Linked DNA regions of Homo sapiens: region 1 is linked to region 2. The links are chromatin contacts, found by Hi-C in ENCODE. All regions are on one chromosome and are shown on one strand. Each heading gives the region's core, a stretch centred on a gene start or an enhancer-like site at or near the end of the contact. The rest is flanking DNA. Distances are from core to core; before and after follow the strand shown. Region 1 overlaps EML5 (EMAP like 5). Region 2 overlaps GALC (galactosylceramidase).

The links. A loop is a pair of places that touch in the nucleus more often than their neighbours do. Pooled maps may share reads with other maps.
Region 1: a pooled map shows a loop between it and region 2 (3-fold over the local background). The contact joins two enhancer-like sites. A Hi-C loop is called at or near these places in 2 of 37 single-sample maps with no recorded cell type and 8 of 50 pooled maps.

Annotation. Positions count from the first base shown.
Region 1 is chr14:88,666,688-88,672,600 of GRCh38, reverse strand. All of the region lies in intron 21 of EML5 (EMAP like 5), which reads left to right. Among named protein-coding and RNA genes, the nearest start is that of ZC3H14, 110 kb to the right of the region's middle. RefSeq lists an enhancer at 4,027-4,206. Within about 2 kb of position 4,662, at least 6 of the 41 ENCODE cell types and tissues checked have a DNase peak (open chromatin) inside an H3K27ac peak, as active enhancers do.
Region 2 is chr14:87,951,029-87,956,625 of GRCh38, reverse strand. The region is part of intron 10 of GALC (galactosylceramidase); the gene reads left to right. It also overlaps the pseudogene SHLD2P2. Among named protein-coding and RNA genes, the nearest start is that of GALC, 39 kb to the left of the region's middle. RefSeq lists an enhancer at 1,267-1,436. Within about 2 kb of position 4,150, at least 4 of the 41 ENCODE cell types and tissues checked have a DNase peak (open chromatin) inside an H3K27ac peak, as active enhancers do.

The sequences.
Region 1 (5,913 bases), core at 3,413-5,912, 720 kb before region 2:
ATTAATATTTTTTGACGCGCTTTTCGTGTCTCTATCTCCTTCAGTTCTGCTCTGATCTTGGTTATTTCTTGTCTTCTGCTAGCTTCGGGGTTTGTTTGCTCTTGGTTCTCTAGTTCTTTTAGTTGTGATATTAGGGTGTCAATTTGAGATCTTTCTAGCTTTTTGATGTGGGCATTTAGGGCTATACATTTCCCTCTTAAAACTGCTTTAGCTGTGTCCCAGAGATTCTGGTATCTTGTCTCCATGTTCTTATTGGTTTCAAAGGACTTCTTGATCTCTGCCTTAATTTCATTATTTACCCAGGAGTCATTTAGGAGCAGGTTGTTCAATTTCTGTGTAGTTATGTGGTTTTAAATGATTTTCTTAATCTTGGGTTCTAATTTGATAGTGCTGTGGTCTGAGAGACTGTTATGATTTCAGTTCTTTTGTACTTGCTGAGGAGTGTTTTACTTTCAATTATGTGATCGATTTTAGGGTACGTGCTATGTGGTGCCAAGAAGAAAGTATATTCTATTGTTTTTGGTTGGAGAGTTCTGTAGATATCTATCAGGTCCGCTTGATCCGGAGCTGAGTTCAAGTCCTGAATATCTTTGTTAATTTTCTGTCTTTATGATCTAATGTTGACAGTAGGGTGTTAAAGTCTCCCACTATTATTATGTGGGAGTTTAAGTTGTCTCTTCGTAGGTCTCTAAGAACTTGTTTTATGAATCTGGGTGCTCCTGAACTGGGTGCATGTATATTTAGGATAGTTAGCTTTACTTGTTGAATTGATCCCATTTCCATTATACAATGCCCATCTTTGTCTTTTTTGATCTTTTTTGGTTTAAAATCTGTTTTGTTAGAAACTAGGATTGCACTCCCTGCTTTTTCCTGCTTTCCATTTGCTTGGTAAATTTTCCTCCATCCCTTTATTTTGAGCCTGTATGTGTCTTTACACATGAGATAGATCTCTTGAATATAGCACACCAGTGGGTTGTGACTCTTTATCAGCATGCCATTCTCTGTCTTTTAATTTGGGGCATTTAGCCAATTTACATTTAAGGTTAATATTGTTATGTGTGAATTTGATCCTGTCATCGTGATGCTAGCTGGTTATGTTGCACACTTAATGTAGTTGCTTCGTAGTATCATTGATTTTCGTACTTCAGTGTGTTTTTGCAGTGGCTGGTAACACTTTTTCCTTTCCATATTTAGTGCTTCCTTCGGGAGCTCTTGCAAGGCAGGCCTGGTGGTGACCAATTCCCTCAGCATTTGCTTGTCTAAAAAGGAGTTTATTTCTCCTTCACTTATGAGGCTTAGTTTGGCTGGATATGAAATTCTGAGTTGGAAATTCTTTAAGAATGTTGAATATTGGCCCCTAGTGTCTCCTGACTTGTAGGGCTTCTGCTGAGAGGTCTGCTGTTAGTCTGATGGGCTCCCCTTTGTAGGTGACCTGACTTTATCTCTGACTGCCCTTAACATTTTTTTCCTTCATTTTGACCTTGGAGAATCTGATGATTATGTATCATGGGGTTGATCTTCTCATGGAGTATCTTACTGGGGTTCTCTGGATTGCCTGAATTTGAATTTTGGCCTGTCTTGTTAGGTTGGGGAAGTTCTCCTGGATGATATCCTGAAGTACGTTTTACAACTTTGTTCTGTTCAGGTACCCCAGTCAGTCATAGGTTCAGTCTTTCTACATAATCCCATAGTTCTCAGAGGTTTTGCTCATTCCTTTTCATCCTTTTTTTTTTTCTCTAATCTTGTAGTGTATCTTATTTCAGCAAGATAGTCTTCAAGCTCTGAAATTCTTCCCTGTGCTTGGTCTATTCAGTTATTGATACTTGTGGTTGCATTGTAACATTCTTGGTTGTGTTTTTCAGCTCCTTCAGGTCATTTGTGTTCTTCTCTAAACTGGTTATTCTGGTTAACAGCTCCTGTAATGTTTTATCATGGCTCTTAGCTTCTTTGCATTGGGTTAGAACTTGTTCCTTTAGCTCAGCAAAATTCATTATTACCCACCTTCTGAAGCCTACTTCTGTCAATTCATCCATCTCAGCCTTTGCCCAGTTCTGTGCCCTTGCTGGAGAGGTGTTGTGTTAATTTGGAGGAGAAGAGGCACTCTGGCTTTTTGAGTTTGCAGCATTTTTTTTCTTTGATTCTGTCTCATCTTTGTGAGTTTATCTAGCTTCAGTCTTTGAGGCTGCTGAACTTTGGATGGGGTTTTTGCAGGGACTTTTTTTGTTGATGCTTTTGTTGTTGGTGTTTGTTTTTCTTTTTTCTCCTTTTTTTTTTTTTTTTTGAGATGGAGTCCTGCTCTATCACCCAGGCTGGAGTGCAGTGGCATGATCTTGGCCCACTGCAACCTCCACTTCCTGGGTTCAAGCAATTCTCTGCCTCAGCCTCCCAAGTAGCTGGGATTACAGGCACCTGCTACCACACCCAGCTAATTTTTTTTGTTTTTTTTTTAGTAGAGATGGGGTTTCACCATCTTGGTCAGGCTGGTCTTGAACCCCTGACCACATGATCCACCTGCCTCGGCCTCCCAAAAGTGCTGGGATTACAGGCATGAGCCACTATGCCTGGCCTGTTTTTCTTTTAACAGTCAGACCCCTCTTCCTCTTCCAGCTGAGGTTTGCTGGAGGTCCACTCCAGACCTTCTTTGCCTGGGTCCCTCCCACACCTCGAGGTATCACCAGTGGAGGCTGCAAAACAGTAAAGGTAGCTGCCTGCTCCTTTCCCTGGGATCTCTGTCCCAGAGGGTCACTGAACTGATACCAGTGGAAACGCCCCTGTATAAGGTGTCTAGCAACCCCTGTTGGGGTGGTCTCACCCAGTCAGGAGGTACAGGATCCAGGACCCACTTAATGAAGCACTCTGACTACCCCTTGGCAGAGGGGGTGCATTACACTGGGGGAAATCCCACTTGTCCTGACTGCCCAGATTCCTCAGAGCTGGTAGAGGGAAAGACTAAGTCTGCTGATCCATGGAGACCACGGATGCCCCTCCCCTCTAGGAGCTCAGTCCCTGGGAGATCAGAGTTCTGTCCACAAACCTCTGGCTGGAGTTGCTGAAATTCCTGCAGGGAGGCCCCGCACAGTGAGGGGTTATGGTCAGGGTCCGACCTAAAGAGGCAGTCTGGCCACCATCTGCCACAGCCTCTGTGCTGCACTGTGGTGAATTCCTCCTGGGTCTAAACTGTCTATTTTCCCAGGCACCATCAGAGGAGAAATGGCAGACTGGAGCTGCAGTGATGTCTGCTGCCCCTCGCCCAGGGAGCTCAGTCATCTGAGGCAGCAGACAGCCAAAGTGATGACAGCCGTCCCTTCCCCCAGGAACTTGGTAGTCTTCGGCAGTCTGTAGCTAAGTGGCCACTGAGAATCTGTGCAGCTCTATGCTTGGGACTCAAGGAACTGGTGGCATGGGCTCACGGAGGGGATCTCCTGATCCACCAGTTGCACAGATCCATGGAAAAAGTGTGGTTTCCCGGGCAGGATAGCACAATCACTCACTGCCTCTCTTGGCTGGGAGTAGGAGCTCCCCTTGTCCTGTGCAGCTCCCAGGTGGGCTGTCACTCCACCCTGCTTTTCCTCACTCTCCATGGGTCATGCCAACCACCTTGTCAGTCCCAATGAGAGAACCTGGATACCTCAGTTGCTGGTGCAGGATTCACTTGCCGTTTTCGGTCTTCTTGGTGGGAGCCTCTGACCACAGCTGTTTCTAGTTGGCTTTCTTGGCCCCTCCCCTTCCAAATGTGGCTTTTTTGCTCTGGGTTTCTGCTCCCCTTTTAATTTTGATAACTAGAAAATGTTTCTAATTTTTCAATGATCTCAGCTATGAATTTTAAAGGATACTTACTATATTAATCTTCCCTTAAACTCAACTTTCTACCTGCTTTATGCCTGCACCCAACCAGCAGAATAAGCATTGAGTAAAACAGGGAACTGTGATAATTGACCTCACTACTATTCTGTTTCTCTTCCCTCTTTTGTAGCAGAACTCCTCAAAATAGTTGAGGCGCCCTTCTCTGTGTGTTCACATGACAGTAGCTCCATAACCCACTCCAATTAGGCTTTTTTCCCTACTTGTCCATTTAACCTGCTGCCAATCTGTTGATCACTTCCTGGTTCTCAGTGTATTCACCTCACAGCAGTTTGTGACACAATTTATCATTCCCTTTTTTTTTTCTGAAATACTTTATTCACTTGTCTCTGGAACCCGTGCGTGTCTGTTTCTTCTCTCTACTTCACTGACTCCCTTTTTCTGTTTCCTTTGCTAGTGCTATCTCTTCTTCCTGCACTCTGCATTTAGGACTGCTCCAGCGCTTCTCCCCGGACTTTTCTTTTCATATGTACACTCACACTTTAGATTCAGTCGGTCACTGTCCAGTCAGAAGATGAGACTACAAGGCTTATTTGAACAGTGGGAATTTAATAAAAAGAATTGCTAACTAGCAAAAAGTGATTACCTACTGAAAAAGCCTTAGAGGTAGCCACCATAGAAAGCAGCAACCCTAGTACTAAGGGAGAGTGAACAAGTTAAAGGTGATTCAGACCTGTTTGGAAATGGTGTGGCTGCCACCAGAACATTCAGTGAGCTTGTGGCGAAAAAGCTTGCCAGAGGGTGCAGCCCTCAGTGGAACAGTGAGAGTAGTCACTTGGTGAAGGAGAAGCTTGCCAGAGGCAGCAGGCCAGAGCTGAATGGTCAGAACCACTGCTTGAAGAGCTTAACCTAGGGCAAAATCATTGAACTGTGAGGACTCCTGCCAGAGAATCTTCCTGAAGTCCGCAAATTGCAGCTAAATTGTTAGAGCCATTACAGTGATGGTGGAGAAACTTGCTGAAAGAGGCAGTTGGGGCTGCCACTCTGGTGAATGCCATCAGGCCCCCTTCATGCCAGTGCCCGGGCTCTGTTAGTAAAACAGCACACTGGAGGAAGGGAGTCACTTCTGTTTTGGCCTTGTAGTGTCTCTCCAGCTCCCTCTACTGGCAAGCTAGCAAAAAAGTCTGTGAGGCCCAAAGTGGCAGATTTGGAACTGAGAGGCAATAAATTAATAACCAGCACAGTCTTCCCCTCTGGCTAGTCAGGATCCACATGAACCTTTATACACACATTTGAACTTCAGTACAATCACAGAACTAACCTTATGTTTCTACCCAAAGAGATGCAGCTACCCTTGGTACAAGTGAAGTAGTTCTCACCCCTAAAGAGAGAAGACCTACGCTATTCTCAAATTTAGTCACGGTCTTATATTCTTTTAACACAAGGAATATTCTTTTAACACAAAATTGTAAAGTTAACCTCCAACAAACTTGTATAAAATATGAAGGAGAAAAAGGAGAGAAAAGTCAAATAGTTAATATACACAAATAAAGATATACATATAACAAACATTATATGCAGCTCCTGAAAAGGATTCATATATTAAATTGTCTCCTTCATGTCTTCACTTGAACTTCTCATAGGCATCTTTAACTTAATTTGTACAGAACTAAGCACTGGTGGTTCCTCCTCTAGTTTATCCCATCTCAGTAAATGGCATCACCACTCAAGCAAAACCATGCCCTTGACGCCTTTCACCCCACATCCAGTTGGTCAAAGTTCTGCCAGCTCTATCTTTGAAATATATCCAAATCCTTCCTCTTATCACCTCCACTGCTGCCACCCAGCTCCAGGTCATCATCATCTCTTGACTCTCAAATCTGAGAAATCACATCTTAGATTTCTTCATTTCCAATGTATGCTTGATAATTAAATGACTACTTGTTCTCAACTTATGCTATAACTTTTCATTCTGTATATACCCTGTCCTTTCCTCATCAGATTTCATACAAGATACCAAAATCCTTAGGGCTTTTGAATATGTTTGCTGCAACCCTTGCTGTTAGGGTAAGCCCTTTTTTGTGTTTATCAATGCAGCACTAACCCTTATTT
Region 2 (5,597 bases), core at 2,901-5,400:
TATGGTGTGTGTGTGTGTGTGTGTGTGTGTGTATATATATGGTGTGTGTGTATATATATATATATGGTGCGTGTATATATATATGGTGTATGTATATACATATACACACACACATCATGAAATACTCTTCAGCATAGAAAGAATGAAATAATGCCTATTTCTTTGAATGTCTCATTTTTTGTGTGTGTTGTTGGAAACTGGACCTTATATATAATATATGGTAGCAACTCGTATATAATATATGCTATCAACTCTGGGCATTGATCCTCTCCCCCTTGAGGCTTGTTGTTGTTTATTTATTTACTTAGTGATTTGCTGGAGTATTTTAGTTAACTCTGTTCCCTCCTTCTTCCCCTCCACACACTGTAAAGCCTGAAATGTTGCTCCTTGGAGAATGTGGTTTTGGGCATATCCACAGTCACCCTGGGATTTGTTTTTCCAGGACTCTGTCTGGTTCCTTGATCACACCTCACTGTAAGTTACACTAATTGCTGGTGGATTTCTGTATTGTTTTAAACAATGCCCTGGGGACTTAAATTGTTCCAAAGACTGATCCAATTAAATTCCAGCTCATTTTCAGGGGTGGTTTGAAGTTAGTGTTTTAGTTTTCTTCTGACCACAGGAGATTTTTTTTTTTAAACTGTCACTTTTTTTTTTCATTTCATCATAAATTTATTTTCAGGCAGTATGATAATCTATTAATACTCGGCATACTCTGAACTTACAGAATAAGTACCACTCTATACTTCCTCATTAATGACTATCATTTTACATGAGCTTCTTCTACAATCACAGTGAGAGAACAGATTGCTACATGTTTGCTAAATACATTCAGTAAGGCACTCAAATCCTAGACACGAACTAACCACAGAACGCTCTTCCCCGCTTTAATAAATTGAAACATGATCTCATTTCCTTCGTTTTCAATGCTTTTTATAGAAAGACACGCTTGTCTTGAACTTGTCTAAACAGAGGTTTATATAAACTAATCCATTATCATGTATAGTTGTAATCAAGGAAATGATTTCACATTGACGGTTTTTAGGTAGGGATAAGTAAAAGCACTGCAGCAGTTTCTGAGGGAATGTCTTCCCTGTGGTTCCTCATACTTAGTACAATGCCTGGAACGTAGCAGGGACTAAATACAGTGAACAAATGGGCAAACCTTTAATTCCCAGGGATCTGCTACATATTGCCTTGACTGGTAGATCATTTCTCCAGAAGAAAGGAAGAAACCAAAAAACAAAAATAATCTTTTTAAACCTCACAGGATTTTCTTAGAAAAAAGTTTTAATTGAAATTCTCTTTGTAAAATGTATTTAATAAAAAATCCAAAGCAAAAACCCTATCGTTTATTTACTTCAAAAGACAAATCATTTCAGTACTTCTTCCTTGAAATGCCTGCCATTTCTTCCTCTGGCCTCAGAAAAGGGCATCGGCTCCATGCTTTACAGTGTCAGGATAAAAATCCAGGAGGGAGAAATCTTGTTGTAATGGATAGCTGCTTTCATCTAACACAAAAAGGCTCTGAATCTTTGATACACAAGGTTCTGCGCTGACTGCCGACAAGGAGTGTAACAGGTCTGCCATGACCATCCCATAGGTGATCTCTGAGGAAGTAACTATCACTCTGTTGAGGCAGTCTGCAAAAATGTTGAGAAGAATCTTCTCTATCAGCTTTGAGTCTACACGGATGTAAACATCATGTCTTCCATCAACTACAGTCATTAAAGCTGGCCTATAGTATATTTTCTTCATAGTAAATGGCAAGCAGCTAAAACATTGTTTGTAGATCCTGTTCTTATCTGTTTCTAGTTCCAATCCATATTTTGCGCAGCCAGTATATATGATGTTGGGAAGAGAAGAAAAGAAATACTCTTCAGAGAACTGTGAGCATTTAGAGCTATCTTCTGAGCTGCCGTAATAGGAAATGACAGCTCTGAAATCTGGGCTTTAATTAGAACCACTCCTGAACATTTATCCTCTAGGTGGGTTGCTAAGTCTGATATCTTCCAAAAGGAAGGTGCACTTTTTTGAAATTTTGCTTTAAATGTAATTGCCCTTACATCATCATCAAACAAGCACTCACAGGATGACCAAGGCATTGTATGCGATTTTAGGTTTTCTAGTGTGTAATTGCGCTGAACAAAAAGATATTTAAATTCCCAAATATAACCTTTTTTCCTTTGCAGTTGAGGGTACCAGGCTGCTCCAGGACTCCATAATACAAGCACATAATGTTGATCTTGGGCCTGTTCCACTGTTAACATAACTTTTTCTGCTTCTGTCCTCTATAACTGTATACTGCCTCTGTCAGTATAGTGAAATCAACAACTCTTAGTATTGTGTGGACTAATACATCAGGCTGAAGGTGCTCCAATTCTATAAAGTCTATACTGTTCACCCTCTGAGGCTGCCTCGGAGGAAGATCTCTGAGGTAGGAATGTTTTGAGGACACCTGTGCCAGTAGGTCTTGAAGTACAACATCACTAACTACACTGGAATATTCTTCAGGCTGAATAGATGAATAACTCCCAAGATTTAATAACTGACTGCTAAATGTTGATTGTAGTACTGTCTCGCCAACCCATTGGTCCTCATGAATAACAACATCTGCGAGTAAAATTATATCTCCAAGAAACACTGTATATGCCCAAAATGCTGCAGTCCTCTACAGAAAAACCTTCTTAGTTTCTGATTGATCAATTACTGTAACTGTTGCTAAAGGCACTTTAGAGCCAGAATTTGGTCCGAATTTTATGTTTATTTCCTTCACATGACATGGAGATAGCACCATGACTAAACAATCATACTTCTGGCTTTTAGAATCACAGTTTTTTATTAATGACTTTTTTTAATACCCTTAAATTCAGACACATTCCTCTGATCCATTTCTACAACAGAATCTCCTGCATTAGAAATCAACTTCATTTTCTTAGCTACTTGAAGGACTCTAGATAGAGCTTCAGACTGGCCCACTTTATCTTCAGAGGTGCAGCTTCTTTTAATAGCACTTTTGTGGAAGGTGTTTAGTTGGGAACACAGTATTCCTGAGCTACACAACTCAATACGTATCTCATTTGGTGGCAGTTCATCTTCAGAACTGAAAAGTTCTTGAGATCCTGTATTTTCTTCAGGACCTTTGTCAGAGTTTATGTGAATGTGGCTATTTTCTGTTTTAGGAAAAACAGGACTAAAATGTTCAAGAGAATATGCTTGGTTTTGTCCACTTTCATATGCTTCTGTAAAATCATCAAGTTGAATGGAATTCTCTTCAGATATTCTTATCTTCCCGTAACTTGCCTTTGGTTCAGTCTCCATGTTTACATTCCCTTTATTTATAGGACTCCGCCCTTTATCTTTCTTTTGAGCTAAAAAAGCAACCTGGCTGGAGGTAATTATACAGAGAAATTCCGTATCAGTTGACATTTTAAGGTCTGAGACCTTCCTAACTGCTGCTTCAGACTTCAGACCTTGGCTTATCTACTGTGTTCAAGGAAAATAATCCCAAACACTGGTTTTGTATTTCATGATATTCTGTTGGCACACACTCTCTTTGTACCACTTCAGGCCCTATATTAATTTGTTTAGTACTACAAACCAAATCCAACATAGCTGCACATTTGTGGTCTAACTGAAACAAATTTGAGTGAAAGTTCTGACCACAGATATCTGACTGATGTTTAGGCTGTTCATCTATAATTTTATTTTCACTGAGAAGCTTTTGATACTTTTCAGTTAAATGCAGAACTATGCTTTCAAATCCACATATTTGCATATTAGAGCTCGTTACCTCACTCAGTCTAGAGGAGTGAATCTTCTGGGATTCTATATTCTGTGTTTCAGAAACAGAATGTACAAAGTAATCTTTCACATGAACATGTCTATTCATACAGTTTGCTAAGTAAGAAATGACCACTAAGATCTGGAGACCAATAGATTCTGGGACTTCATAGTTTTCAAGATTTTTGTGCTGTTTTTCATCCTTCAGATATAAAGAATGTTGACTGTATAAAAGCTGAATTTTTTTCCGGGGGTCAGCAACGGACATTAAAGAAACTGTGTGTTGTGATACTGTCATTTTTAGTGGAGCAACAGGATACTAGGCTGGGTGGTTCTCAACAGGATATTAGGCAGGGTTGTGGTTTAGCTTATGCCTATAGTGAAGCCACTGGTTTCTTTTTTCTTTTCACCAAAACCTCCATTATTTTTTAGAACAACATTAGTCTTAAACCTCTCTATGCTCTGTGTCAAATATCAATTCCTTTAAGAAAAGGTTTGAAGCTATTTCATGCCTTGCCTCTCCCCCTAGGTAAATCTCTAATCTCTAGTAATGTCACCTTTCTTATTGTTGAAGTGTATGTTTTCTCTTAACCTGATTTTTTATTAGTCTGGCTAGAAGTTTTTCAACTGTATTGATCTTCTCGAAGAATCAGCTTTTGGTTTTATTATTTTCTTGTGGTTTTTAAATTTGTTTTTGTTTAATTCTTCTTTGCTCATTATTATTTTCTTTGCCTATTTTGGTTTTTTCTTTATTTTTATTTTTACTTTTTAAAAAAATTTTATTTCCACAGTTTTTTGGGGAACAAGTGGTATTTGGTTACATAAGTTCTTTAGTGGTGATTTGTGAGATTTTGGTTCACCCATCCCCGAGCAGTATACATTGAACCCAATTTGTAATCTTTTAAAATTTGCTCCTATTTTTCTAGTATCTCAAGACAGAAGCTGAACTCTCAAATCCTTTCTTGGTTTCTAATCTAGGTATTTAGTGCTGTAAATGTCCTCCTAAGTATTGCTTTAGTGGCATACCACAAATTGTGATATGTTGTGTTTTCATTTTCATAAAGCTGAAAATTCTAATTTCTCTTTTTATTTTTCCTTTGATCTATTGATTATTTAGAAATTTGATAGTTTGTAAATATTTTTGACTTTTCCAGAAGGTTTTCAGTTATTCATTTCTGATTTAATTCTATAGTGGTTAAAAAAGTACTTTGTGTGACTTGAATCTTCCTGTATTTATGAGGACTTGCTTTATGGATCAGAGTATGGTGTAGTTTGGTCAGTGTTCCATGTGCGCTTGAAAAGAATGTGCATCCTGCTGTTGCTAGATGGAGGCATTTATAGATGGCATGTTGTTTGGTAGTGTTGTTCAAATCTCTTATATCCTTGCTGATTGTCCATCTAGTTGTACTATCAATTACTAAGAGATGGATATTGAAATCTCTGATTATGAAAGTAATTTTTTAATGGTCTGCAAAGCCTGAAATAGAACTGTGTACTATAAGTATTCTGTGACTGTGGAATCTCTTAAAGTAGGGATTATGTCTCATACTTCTTTTGATCCCAGCCCATAGTTGTGACTATTTAGTAAACAGTGATGGCAATGTGAGAACTATGTTACATATATTTAGCTGACCTTAGTGTGTATTTGATATCTATATATACTATATATACACACACCCATACATATATATATATATTTTTTACTTCTTACATGAGAACGAAAGTTATATTTAGATGAGATGTCTTTTCAGTGAAAACATCCTTACTTTTGCTTTTTATTTGATGTATTTTAGTTGGAAAACAGTTATAACAAA